2 separate regions of the Mus musculus genome follow, and region 2 is linked to region 1. A link is a loop called in an ENCODE intact Hi-C map of the cell type or tissue named here. Cell type or tissue: heart. All regions are shown on one strand. Each heading gives the region's core, and the rest is flanking DNA. Links, peaks and the distances in the headings are about the cores only.

Evidence for each region. A loop is a pair of places that touch in the nucleus more often than their neighbours do. Peaks named below come from ENCODE experiments on the same cell type or tissue, not always from the same donor. Only the 100,000 strongest peaks of a DNase experiment are listed, where the experiment ranks them.
Region 2: it touches region 1 in a loop (2.0-fold over the local background); 1 of 42 quality-filtered maps calls a loop at or near these places.

Annotation. Positions count from the first base shown.
Region 1 is chr3:95,817,179-95,824,027 of GRCm38, reverse strand. Rprd2 (regulation of nuclear pre-mRNA domain containing 2) reads left to right here and starts at 5,075. Exons shown (of 11, transcript NM_001368178.1): 1 at 5,075-5,481. The coding sequence starts at 5,277. Gm29948 (a long non-coding RNA gene) reads right to left here and starts at 5,148. Exons shown (of 2, transcript XR_375854.4): 1 at 4,898-5,148; 2 at 2,127-4,308. In heart, for the core only: CTCF peaks have their summits at 3,668 and 5,101; DNase peaks (open chromatin) are centred at 4,577 and 5,097; H3K4me3 peaks cover 2,425 bases; H3K27ac peaks cover 2,066 bases.
Region 2 is chr3:95,684,187-95,691,035 of GRCm38, reverse strand. It overlaps Adamtsl4 (ADAMTS-like 4), which reads left to right and starts at 3,119. Exons shown (of 18, transcript NM_144899.3): 1 at 3,119-3,215; 2 at 5,483-5,580; 3 at 6,020-6,077; 4 at 6,338-6,675; 5 at 6,797-6,849. The coding sequence starts at 5,561. In heart, for the core only: CTCF peaks have their summits at 1,424 and 3,146; DNase peaks (open chromatin) are centred at 1,665, 3,165, 4,045, 4,405 and 1 weaker place; H3K4me3 peaks cover 1,597 bases; H3K27ac peaks cover 3,754 bases.

The DNA of each region.
Region 1 (6,849 bases), core at 1,549-5,548:
GAAACCCTGTCTCAAAAAACAAACAAACAAAAATGTTCCTGGGGCCTGGAGAGATGGCTCAGTGGTTAAGAATGCTGGCTCCTCTCCCAGAGGTTTTGAGTTCAATTCCCAGCACCTACATGGTAGCTCATGACCATCTATCTATAAAATGATTTGATGCCCACTTCTGGCATGTCATTCCTATATTAAAAAAAAAAATTCTGGAGCAGGCTGTGGTGGCGCATGCCTTTAATCCCAGCACTCAGGAGGCAGAGGCAGGCAGATTTCTTTTTTTTTTTTTTTTAATTTTTTTTTAAAGATTTATTTATTTATTATATGTAAATACACTGTAGCTGTCTTCAGACACTCCAGAAGAGGGAGTCAGATCTTGCTACAGATGGTTGTGAGCCACCACGTGGTTGCTGGGATTTGAACTCTGGACCTTCGGAAGAGCAGTCGGGTGCTCTTACACACTGAGCCATCTCACCAGCCCAGCAGGCGGATTTCTGAGTTCGAGGCTAGCCTGGTCTACAGCGTGAGTTCCAGCACTGGCTGCTCTTACAGAGGACCAATACCCAGAGGCTCCCAAGCATCTGATTCTTACCTCCGAGGGCACCTGGCACACGAGTGATACACAGACACACTCGCACACACACATACACACACGCACGGGCAAGACATTCATACACACACATAAAATCTAATTAAAAATTAAAAACAAAACAAACAAAAAACCTAGCCCTCGCCGGGCAGTGATGTCACACACCTTTAATCCCAGCACTGGGGAGGCAGAAGCAGGCGGATTTCTGAGTTCGAGGCCAGCCTGGTCTACAAAGTGAGTTCCAGGACAGCCAGGGCTACACAAAGAAACCCTGTCTCAAAAAAAAACAAAAATCCCCAGAACAAAATTTCTGAAACCTCAGCTGCCAGTGAAAACACCTGAATTTCTGGCTGTTCTGGAATTCACTATGTAGACTAGGTTGGCCTCGACCTCTCAAAGATCTGTCTACCTCTGCCTTCTGAGTACTGAGATTAAAGGCATATACCACCATGCCTGGGCAAGCAGTCTGATATTTAGATATCTTGTGTGGGAGTCTGTGTGAGAAAGCTGTGAATATACTGTGAACCGTGGATGGCAGAGTGCAGAATGTTCTTCCCACGAGGTGGCCTTCTAGAAAGAATTGCATAAGCTGTGATAAGTGAATGCACTTGAAAGTCAGTACATGAAGGGGATGCCTGGCATGTCCACAATCTCTGCACAGGAAAGGCAAATCCTGGGAGGAATAGTCTTGACTCTTCACAGGACCAAAGATAAGACATAACATCAGGTGTATTCCCTTGCTGTCCTGTATTCATGTAGGCTAATGGTAAACATCACCTCACTTTAAAAAAAAAAATGGGACGTGCTTTGTTTACACTACTCTTGAGCTCTACAGTCTTGCTCTGAATCCATTACACCACCAGAAAAATGGAATGCTTAAGACCACAAATGGCAGTGGCAAAGCATTCAGTAAATCCCATCGTTCATGAAATGTGAGGTGCGTGTTTCTCTTTAAAGCCCAGCCCAGGTTTACACACTTCCAAGCCAGGCAAGACTACACAGTGAGACTTTTCTTTGTTTGTTTGTTTGTTTGTTTGTTTTTGCTTGTTTTGTTTTTCGAGACAGGGTTTCTCTGTAGTCCTGGCTGTCCTGGAACTCTCTGTAGCCCAGGCTGCAACTCAGAAATCCGCCTGCCTCTGCCTTCCAAGTGCTGGGATTAAAGGCATGCACCACCACTGCCCAGCACAATTAGACTATTTCTTTGGGAAGAAAAAAAAAAAAAAAAAAGAAAAAAGGCGAGCCAGGTGTGGCAGCTAGAGTCTAAATCCAGAAGCCCAGCTTCTATAGGGTAGAGATAGGAGGATGGCTGGAGCTTGCTGGCCACAGGCAAAACAACAAGGGATAAAACAGCAAGATCTGTGAAGTCCTCCCCTTGCATGTAAGAGTAAATGAACACAGACATAGACAGACATACCTGCCCCAAAAATGATCCCCCCCCCCATTAAAAGAGTTTGCTTACTGTTTCATTTAAAGATGGTTAGAATTTACCGAAGGCTGGCTATTGCTCAACCAAATCAAAATGGAGTCACATTAAAGGCCTACGTGATCAAGTGAAACTTGTTTATTTTAATCTCCCAAGAAACCAGTAAAGAGGTAAGAGTGAAATCTCCAAGCAGGTCATTTTCAGCTGGTATGATAAGGAAGTCCTGCTTTTAACCTTGGAAGGAAAATAACTTGAAAACAATCTGCTGTTAGTTGTTCCTTCTTTCCACAGCTCTTTTCTATTTGGAATACCAAACTTCCATTCAGCTCATCAGAATGTTCATTGCAGAGAATGAGAACTTGATTGTAGGATCATTAAGGTCTTTAAAAGTGTTGTAAAATTTAAAACAAGATTTATTAATAAATATGTATATGAGTACACTGTAGCTATACAGATGGCTGTGAGCCTTCATGTGGTTGTTGGAAACTGAATTTTAGGACCTCTGTCTATGGTGATTCCGTGTGTGAGCTAAGTGTGTCTGGAACAGGATCAAGCTGGCTTTCCTTATTGAGGAGCAGAAAATTGTGGTGAAAGCACAAGTACAGAGTCAGAAAGCAAAATAAATATGCAGCTTTTTATAAGTAATAAAAATCAAAGCTTGGAAGAAAGAAAGAGAATCCAAAGTGCAGACAGGCTTTTAAATCTCAGCACTTTGGCAGGGCAGTAGTGGCTCACACCTTTAATTTCAGCGCTTGGGAGACAGAGGCAGGTGGATTTCCGAGTTCAAGGCCAGCCTGGTCTACAGAGTTCCAGGACAGCCAAGACTGCACAGAGAAACCCTGTCTCGGAAAACCAAAACAAACAAACAAACAACAACAACAAAAAACCCACCTCAGCACTTGGAAGGCAAGGAGATAGGATCTCCTGAATTGGAGGCCAGACTCTACAGAGCAAGTTTCAGGATAGCCAGGGCTACACAGAGAAACTTTAGCTCAAAAGAAACAAAAACAAACCCAAAGTCAGTACAGTGGCTTTCAATGCCCTACATGAGCCCTCTTTGCTTCTCACCTCTTCTGTCTCTTATCTTAGTGGCTTTCTCATCCTCTGCCAGTCACACTGGCTTCCTTCTTCTTCCTCTAAAATGTTTCAACAGTCCTGGTTTAGGGACTCAGCACTTGGTGTTCTTTTGCCAGCTCTTCTTCCCTCCCCTCATATGTGCTTGGTTGCTTTTTTCTCAATCTCTTTTTAAAAACTGGATCACACCATTATTCATATACACAGTCTTTCTCCTTTAATCTTACTCCATACCTCTTTATGACTCCTTACTCCCTGACACATGCTTGTGGTTTGGTCCTGATACCAAATCAAGGCGGAGTAATTTTTGTCTGCTTTGCCATCATTTCCCTAATCCTAAAACAGTTCTTGGCACAGAGATATTAATTTTAAATGATGAAACAGGCTCCTTGCCTCAAAAACCTTTCCGTTGAGTTGGCATAATTAAAATGAAGTTCCTGTGTTCAATAGGAATACATGAACGTCCAATCTTCTCAAAAGATTCACACAGGCAGATGAGAATGTAATGGTTAATTTTTTAAAAAGATTTTCTTTATTATTATATCTAAGTACACTGTAGCTGTCTTCAGACACACCAGAGAGGGCGTCAGATCTTATTAAGGATGATTGTGAGCCACCATGTGGTTGCTGGGATTTTAACTCAGGACCTTTGGAAGAGCAGTCAGTGCTCCTACGTGCTGAGCCATCTCTCCAGCCCATAATGGTTAATTTGAGGCTGTGCTAATAAACACAATACTCAAGACTCTTGTAAACTGTAACGCACAGGGCAGTGGTGGTGCACGTCTTTAATCCCAGCACTTGGGAGGCAGAGGCAGGTGGATTTCTGAGTTCGAGGCCAGCCTGGTCTACAGAGTGAGTTCCAGGACGGCCAGGGCTACACAGAAAAACCTTGTCTCGAAAAAACAAAAACAAACCTATAACGCATTACGAAATTGTGATGTTACTACCTAGCAAAGAAGCCACACCTTGTCAATTACTCTTTCCTCGCTTCGAAGACTTTTCAGAGAAATTTTCGTTTAACTTTTATTCCCTCTTTCTAGAATGCAGTCGGTCGGCTGGCTGTGAACGGTGTCATCGCAGTCGGGCGTGTAGCATAGGTTAGTCAAGGAGTGCCTAGAGAACAGCTAACAGGGCCTGACGCATGCGCGTCTTCCCCCACTCCGCAAGACGTGCCAGCCATTTTGTCGCGTGTAGGTCCCCGATGGCGGGGTGGCAGGGAACGCAGCTGCAGCTGTCAAAAACAGTAGCCACAGAACGGTGGGCATTTCCCATCCTAGTGTGAATTAAAGGCTCCCAGGGAGCAACCCCGCCATGAAGCCAAAAGCAGGGCCGAGCACTGAACTGGGGTCTAGTAACGTCCTAGGCTCCGGAGCGCCTCAATCCTGCCTCCCCAGGTTTTCCTCCCAACCCGCTAGGCGCAGACCTAACGCGCAGGCGCACAGAGAGACGCAGCGCCTCCTCCGCCTTCAGGTCCCGACGCGCTTCTCCGACCCCCTTCCCTGATTGGTCGAATCGCAGCGCCATCACGCCCCCTCGGCCCCCGTGCTCAAGATTGAGGAGGAAGCGGAGGGGCGGGGCTTCCGTGCGCGTGCGCATTTCTTCTGCTGGTCTATTGCTGCTATTGCGTTGCAAAAAAAAAAAAAAAAAAGAAAAAAGAAAAAAAAAAAAAAGAAAAGAAAAAAAAAAAAAGAAAGAAAATTTTCTGCCTAGGTAGCTTTGGGCCTTTCCTGTGGTAGAAAATCTAAAGGCAAAGCTCTCTGCAGCCGAAGGGACGGCGGAGTAGCGTTTCGTCTTCGGTACCAAGGCCGCCCTGGGCTCACCGGAATTTGGCCAACGGGATGAGGGAAGGGCCTTAAGAGTTGAGGAGCGTAGAGGCTAAAAGCCTTAGTTGTCGGCGCCGTCGCAGGTTCTGTCTCCTCCGTAGTCGTCTCCCGACTCCCGGTTTAAACACCACCCCCGAGCCATACTGACAGTCCTCCGCGGCCGCGGCCCCTCCTCGCAGCGTGTGGGAGCCGCCAGCGCGCCCAGCAGCTAGCCCTCCTGCCGCCAGAGGAGCCTAGCGCGTGCAGCGTCCCCACCCCCTGGCCGCCCTCCCCTCCTGCTGCTTTCACGCACTCGCACTGATTGTTTTGCCCGCTCCCGCCGCCGCCGCCGCCGCCGCCGCCAGAGGACCAGAGGCGCTTGTGCAAACCGGGGAAGATGGCGGCCGGCGGCGGCGGAGGCAGCAGTAAGGCCTCCTCCTCGTCGGCCTCGTCCGCAGGGGCCCTGGAGTCTTCGTTGGATCGAAAATTCCAGTCGGTGACCAACACCATGGAATCCATTCAAGGCTTGTCGTCCTGGTGTATAGAAAACAAGAAACACCACAGTACAATCGTCTACCATTGGATGAAGTGGCTCCGGAGATGTGAGTGTGGGGGCGACTAGGAAGGGGGAGGCTGGAGAGATGGAGAAAATGCGGCCCCCAAAACACTCTGGGGTTTGCCCACCGAGCTGCTGCATTCAGTTGGGGTTCACATTAAAGATCGGGCGCGAGTGTTCCCTAGCCCAGACTCCATCCTAGGCACGGTTGCCCTGCTCTGCAGGGGGCTCATTGCTTGGAATTTTTCAGCCTCACATTTGGCGTGACCTTGGGCCGTTGGGCCTAGACCCGTAGAGATTTTCGCGTTTCCTTCCGAGCCCTGGAAGGTGTGTTGTTGATTATCCTGAACCTTCACGGAAATGGTCGCGTCCGTTTATTTCTTACAGGCCTTGACGTGTTAATGATCTCTGGGTTTCCTGTTGGCTAGTCAAGCCATGGTTTAAGCTGTCCACTTCCCTGAAATATGTTAGACCAGGCAGTGTTTTCCGCCGACGTGAAACTTGGGATATGTCTAGAAAGGGGCCTTCTCTTGATGACTGTGGGTGAAACTTGGCGTGTGTTTTAAGGAGGCTTTCCCTGGATGAATGTGAAGCAATAGGAACTCTACAGAGCTGTGAGGCGACCACCTGTTTTCCTTTTACCTGTGTTTGCAACACTAAAATACAGACCACGGGATACTGACGAGACACAACTGCGAGACTGTAATCATCATTGGTACCGAAGTATAAAATATATCCGGCCACTTTTTAATCTCCTGAAGCACACTTTACAGAATTGAGTTTGTTTGCATAGGCAATCAAAATGGGAAATGTGAATTTTAAAATATATTTATCTGTTTTAGATATAACCCCCATCTCAAGTATACTTTTTTTTTTCAACCTGTGTGGTTCTCCCCACAACACTGCTTTAATACAGAAAAGAGGTCTTCTAAAATATGAATTGTTAAACTGGGCGTGGTGGCCCATGTCGTTTCAGAGGCTGAGGCAGGAGGATTGCTGAAAGTTTGAGGCCAGCTTGTTCTACCCAGTAAATTTTAAGCAATTATAACCCCAACTCCATACATATTTATTCAAGTTGTTTGCTTCCTATCTATATAGCCTCTTGCCAGTGGTACTCAGTTAACAGTTTTCTTATTCCATGTCTGTCTTCGCTTCTATAATATTTTTTGAGTTTACTTGTTAGTGAACAAGTGGATAAAACTTCAAAATTATAGGCCCCAAATTTAAAATCTTTTGTATTTAAGACAGTTGTTCTGTGGTTCTTTGAAATATACTGTTGAGAAGGATATTCGAGAGAAAGGACAGGATTAGCTAGTCTTTTTTATTATTATTATTATTATCATTTTGGTCTTTTGAGACAGGGTTTCTCTGTATAGCCCTGGCTGTCCTGGAACTCACTCTGTAGACCAGGCTG
Region 2 (6,849 bases), core at 1,408-5,407, 130 kb after region 1:
TTTTTTTTAAAGATTTATTTATTTATTATATGTAAGTACACTGTAGCTGACTTCAGACAATCCAGACGAGGGCGTCAGATCTTGTTACAGATGGTTGTGAGCCACCATGTGGTTGCTGGGATTTGAACTCCAGACCTTCAGAAGAGCAGTCGGGTGCTCTTACCCACTGAGCCATCTCACCAGCCCCCCAAGGCAACTCTTATAAAGGACAATATTTAACTAGGCTGGCTAGAGGTTCAGTCCATTATCAAGGCAGGAAGTGTGGCAGTGCCCAGCCTACACTGCACCTTCTGAAAGCTAGCTAGTAAAGTGGGACATCCTGTTTTGAGCAGAGTCTGATCAGTAGGGTTTTGTTGTCTGTTTGGGCCTTATGGAATAAAATAGTCTTGGCTGGCTGGCTGGCTGGCCAGATTATATAGTCTGATCTCCCTGCCTCCAATACCTGCTGGGATTACAGGTATGCAGCACCACACCCAGATCGGTCAGCACCCTTTGTCTTCAATTTGCTCCTTCCCTAGAGACGCTTTTGAGTGGACATCATCTATTTCTTGAATAATCTTCATGAAGCTACTTCTTAGCTTCTTCTTTAAAGATAGAGTCTCACTCTAACCTAGGTTGGTCTGGAACTCACTCTGTAGCCTAGGCTGGCCTTAGAACAATCCTCTTGCCTCAGGCTCCCAAATACTGGGATAGCAGGTATGAAGCACTAGGCCCAGGTTTCATATAATCTTTCTATAAAAAAGCAAAACAAAACAAAACAAAAGCCTTTTTTATGCATGAGACAGGATCCACAAATTTAAACTTACTCTTCCCAAGTTGCTGCGTCATCACAAAGTTCCCTGGACCACCAAGTCCAGGGGGGTTGACAGCTGTGTAGCTCTTTGGTACACAGCCATTTTTTAATGGACAGAAGTATTCAGCTCTCAGCAGTCAGAAATGTCAAAGGCAGCCCTTCCCTCCTCCCATCCTCCCCCTCCCTCCTCTTATCCTCCCCCTCCCTCCTTCCATCTTCCCCCTCCCTCCTCCCACTCCCTCCTCCCATCCTCCCCCTCCCCCCCCTTCCCTCCTCAAGGAGGTAGAACCCGTCTGTCCTGAAGCCAGTGTCCTTATAGGTAAGGGGCTGCTGATAACTGGGGTCAGCACTGAAAGCTGCCTGGCTTAAAAACCTCTTCCCTCCCCGAGGCAGGCGGACTGCCTTTGAACATTCGCCCTTGTGCCCGGCCTGAGTGAAGGGGCTTTCCCTGAGAAGACAGCTCTATCTATAAATACACCACGGGTTGGGACTGTGTGTCCACAGCCGTCCTTAGGGACGCCACACTTCCAGAGAGGGGTGTTAACCCATTGCTTTCCCAGGCTCTTCAGGACCAGACACAGGAACTGAGGAAGGTTAAGGAGAGACCCCTTGTGGAGGTGCTTGTCCTAAGAGAGTGGGAGGATTTGCTGAGAAACCAAAAAAAAAAAGTGCATGTTAAATTTCAAATAAAGTTAAAATCTGGATCATCCCAATACTGTATCCCAGACTCAGGCTAAGCAAGAGAAGTTCAAATTTGGGGTCAGCTTGGCTCCATAGCAAGTTTCCTGTCAATCGGCCCTACCGTGGCAGGACCTTGTCTAAATAACAAATAATATCTTTCTGCCTTGATCAGTGCTGGGAACGGCTGGGGACAGAACCCAGAGCATCCTGCATGCAAAGCTCTGCTTCAGCGCATTATTACACCCCCAGACATAGGGCTGTTTTATATACACACCCACTGCCTTGGGATAGACCCTGCTTCCACAGTTAACATGTCAGCTCCAAAGTGATCATTTCTCACTGGCAGGATCTGTTCAAACTAGACTTGGAGACTTAAGGACTTAAACTAGCTTCTGTGCCCTCAGCACAAAGTGTAACATATAGCCAAGAAACTAGGAAACATTAGCCGGGGGCACCAGGGCCCTCTGTTGTTTTATGGGTTGCAAGACAATATGTTGCTACAACTTCTGTATTTGAGTGTCTTGACATTGGTGGTGAGCCTGGCCTTCAATGGCTGAGCCATCTCTCTAACCTTGCTCTGGTATTTCATTGTTGAAACTAGGGTGGTCTCACTCTGTAGCCCAGCTTGCCCTAGAACTTGCTGGATTTCCCAGGCTGGTCTTGAACCAGTGGTTCCCCTCTCTTGCCTCAGCCTCCCAAGTGCTAAACATGCACTACCATTCCCTATATATTCTCCCCCACCCCCACCCCCCGCCCAGCCTCAGCTGGAATTCACCCTGAAGACCAGTCTAGTATCGAACAACCTATACGTTTTTGTTTTTCAAAGAAGTTACGAGGTTGGACAGGCAAGGCATAGGCAGGCCTTTAATCCCAACACTGCAGTAAGCAATAGCAGGTGGATCTCCATGAGTTGAAGGCTGGCCTGGTCTACACAGTTCAAGCCAGACAGGGCTACCGAGACCCTGCCTCAAAGACAAACAACAAACCAACAATCCATTAAAAGACATATGAATAGAATAAAAAGCATAAAAACTGAAAGCTGTTTTCATCCCTTCCCCACCCCTCCTCAGTCATTCTTCCACATGGAGATGGATAAACATTTCCAAGCCTAATATACACATCAAATTCTCCCATTCTACAGAGGACACTGCCGCATTGAAGTTGAAGTGCTCATGAAAGACCACAGAGCTGGCAAGTGCTCAAGCTGAAATTCAAATCCAAATTGTCTGACTCATAATTCAGCGTGCATTCCTCCCGCTAAGCTCCAGGGTGTAAAATTTTATGGATGAAGAAACCGAGGCTCAGAGAGGTCCCTGGCCATCAGAGCCACATGGTTCACTGCCCAGTATGGGAAAAGCGGAGGCGATGGCATTGGCTGCATGGAGGAGAGGGCCTTGGCTTGAGCAGATCTGAGTTTGCTCAGGGCTACATGGGTCTAGTTTGCAAATCCCCTTGCTGGTTCGGGGCTAGCCCAGGTTCTTCGAGGACAGGCTCCAACCAAAAGGAGCCTGCCAGAGTTGGTGGGGTCTCGAGCCCCGGGGCGGGCGCGGGAACCGTGTCCACAGCGTGGCTGCAAGCTCTTTAGCTGTACGGGGCACCCGGGGTGGGTGGTTGAGTCCGGCGCGTGGCGGGCGGGGCACGGGTGGCGTGGGGCGGAGCCTGCCGCGGGCGGCGCTGTCCTGGGGCTCCGGGCCGCGGTGGCCACTACCAGAGGCAGCTGGAGAGAGCGGGCGCAGAGAAGGTAGAACCTCCCCGACCCCCCGCCTGGGCTCTGACTGTCTCAGAACAGCGGACCCTAAGGCGAATTCCTGGGGAGGGGGTCTGGTCCCTGGGACTCCGAGTCCCATCACCCGGGCGAGGGCTTGTGCCAAGATTCCTATTAAGTCACATAGTGAAGTTGGAAAACATACCCAGGACCTCCCTGCACGCCGGCACAGCCGGCTCTTCCCTGAGGGGCTTCGGGAAGATGCGACCAGACGCCTGTACTCTGGGAACGCAGGGATAGGGTGTCCGGGAGGGATGCGGGTGAGTGCTCTTTGCACAACTCAATCTGTTGTGAGAGGTTGAGGGAAAAGACACCTGTTGGGATGTTTGGGGGGGGGGGGATGCCGTGAAAACCCTGGCATTCTGACAGGACAGCATCTCTCCTCTGCTAGCCCAGCCCTTACTAACCCTCCCTCCACCCGTCCACTCTGCATTGGCTCATTTGCCTGAAGTGAGCCTGGGGTGAAGGGGTTAGCACCCTGCAAGTCACTTTCCTTGGTGTCACTGGCCCACAAGGGGGTGTGACCAGGAGCAGCATAGGTTTGTGCTCAGCCAGGGTCCACCGTGACTTCAGGATGCCCACTTCCAACCTCATTTTCCTCACCCTGGGCGTGGAGAAAGGACAAACATACATTTGTGCGGGGGGGGGGGGGGGTGTCGGCTCCTGCTCCCCTATGCAGGGGAGGGTGGGGTGGACTTTTCCAGAGAGGGAGCCAGGCCTGGCCCTAGCCCCAGGAGTTCTCGTCACCCCCCACCCCTCACTTCTCCAGAGAGCTGCCAAAACCAGCTCAGGACAGGATTATGTGTACTGGGTAGACCACGGAGAGGCATCAGGGACAGACTGGAGGAGCAGAGAGGCGCAGAGGGAGGTGGAGAGGGGACCAGCATCAGACAGGTTGTGTCCATCACACACACCCCCCATCCTTCCAGCCTCACTGGGCAGGCAGAGGGCTGATGAGTGGGTTGAACAGGGCCACTCGTCCATCAGGGAAGTCGTAGATTCAGTGGCTGGCTCAACTGAAGAAGGACGTGGTGCCTTTTACCTCCTCCCTAGCTCCAAGAACTCAGCTCAGCCCATTTGGTCTCCTCCTCAAATTCCCAAGCCCTGGGGTCCCAGGGAGGGGGAGCAGGACCTAGCTTTGCCCCCCTCTCTGTCCTTTGCATGCCCTGATCTGGCCTACTTTGGCCAGCGATCCTTGGATTCTTCTCATGGTGCCATTCAAAGGCAGCAGAAACAGTGTTTTTCCTGGAAAGCAGAACTTAGATGGGATGAGGATGTGGGTAGGCGGGGCCTCAAAGAGAAGGCAGGGAATGGAGGATGGGGGTAGGGAGAGACAAGATTTGAGGACAGGTATGAAGACCCCTGCTACCCAGTGTTTACAGCTAGACTTAAGGGTGGACTTTCCAGGGATACGGGAGGGAGAACCTGGCAAGCATGGGCTGCTATGGCTACATCTCTCCTTCTTAGGTGTCCCAGTTTGGCTGAGCATTGTAAGGAAAAAAAAAAAAGCAGAAAACTAGTTGTACATGAGCTAAGTCACCCTGAGCCAGTGCCTTGTGGATGCTGGCACTCATGGGGAGGATAAGTCACTGCCTCTTCTCAGGAGATGAAGCCATTAACCCACTTAGTTTATCCCTTGGACAAAAAAAAATGCCCGGGGCAGCCTGTATGAGCCTTGTCCTCCGTAAGGAGCTTAGTTAAAAGGAAAAGAAACAAATGCTCTTGGGTTCTGTGAGCGGGAGGAGGTTGGTTTTCCTTTTTTTGTTGTTTGTTTGTTTGTTTTGTGATAGAGGTCCCATATCACCCAAGCTGAACCCCTTGAACTCCATCCCAACTGTGGAATTAAGGCTTGTGACCCCACCCCTGGTGCCCGGAGGCCTCTGGCTGGCCCCTCATGGGTGACTGGCATAGCCTGCCTCCTCTAGGCCCTAGAGCTCTAGGAGAAAGAAGCTCTGGCCCAAGCTGCCTATGCACAACCCCTACCCCCACCCACATCAGCCTCCAAAGGAGCTAAGTCCATCTTGGGCCATAGGGAGGAGACTAAACTGAACTAAGAGGCTGAGGTCAGACCCCCCACCCTCTAGCAGATGACAAAGACAACGTCCCTTCTTGCTCCCACCCTTAGGTCCTAAAGGGGTGGACCATTCCTCCCCCACCCCTCCAGGCTGTTGGTGTTGTGCTGAGACAGCCCTTCAGTCCCCCCAGATAGCTGGAGGGGTAACGCCATGCTCCTCCCTCCTCAGAGCACCCTCCAAGCCCCGATGCCAGAGTAGCCACCCTGTCCCCTGCTCCCCAGCCCAGGGGCAGTCACAGGAAGAGCAATGGAATCTTGGCTGGGCAGGTAAGAAAGAGGGGTAGCAGTGGAAAGGACCAGCTCTGTCTCCATTAGGGCAGGGAAGGGGCAGAGGGTAGCGGTGCACACCTGTAACTCAAGCAGAGGCAGGTGGATGCCTGTGAGTTTGAGGGCAACCTGGCCTACAGAGTGAGTTCCAGGACATTCAGAACTCAGAACTGTTACACAGAGAAACCCTGTCTCAACACACACACACACACACACAAACACACACACACACACACACACACACACACACACACACACGACACACGAGAGAGAGAGAGGGGGGGGGGGGGACACACACGCACACAGGAAGGGACTGTGAACTGTTGGAAGGGGTCTGGCAAGTGACAAGGGACGTCTGCTTCCTGAGAAGCTGGGTGGGGGCAGGCAATGTCGTAACACCTCTGGCTCCCTCTGATGTCCCCCACCCCTCGGTGTGCAGGCTCTGGCTGTGTATGATGCTGCTCCTGCCTCTCCCTCAGCCCTGCCAGGATCAGGAGGTGAGCCCGGGACAAGTGAGCCACTGCTACCCTGCCCAGGGTCCCTCCACTGTGCCCTGGCCTCCCCTGTAGGGTGGCTTCACATTCCCACTGGGAGACTTCGGCCCCTTGTATCAGGTTTGGCCCACCCAGACTGACTCCCTCTCTTAGTCTAATAACCTAGAAAAGGCTGGAGTTTGGCCCTACCTGTAAATGTGACCTTGGACAACGAATAACCCTTGAACCTTGAGACACTAATTCTGACCTTCTCCCCTCTGTAGCTGTTTGGACCTTCTCATCAGCTGCCATCAGAGGAGGGCCAGGTCCCTGAAGGCCTCTGGGGACCTTGGGGTCGATGGGCTTCCTGCTCCCAGCCCTGTGGGGTGGGGGTGCAGCGCAGGAGCCGAACATGTGAACTGCACCCAGCCCTACCCCTCCCTCCCCGACCCCCAAGACATCCAGAAGCCCACCGGCCCCGGGGCCAGGGCTCCAGACCCCAGACTCCACGGGATCCCCAGTCTCTGTATAGGCCACAGCCTCGGGGAAGGGGTGGCCCTCTTCGAGCTCCTGCTTCTCAAGTGGGGAGAGAGGAAACCCAGGAGCCTCAAGGGGCCCAGAGGTGAGGCTCTGAGGGCAGAGCAGAACAGGGGGTAATGGAAAGGCGCTTCAGCAGGCCAATCTTTCAGGAAGCAGACTACGGAGACAGGCTAAGAGATGACTAAGTCTACACATCCTCCTAGGTTCCGGGTTCGAGACCCCATCAAGCCAGGGATGTTCGGTTATGGGAGAGTGC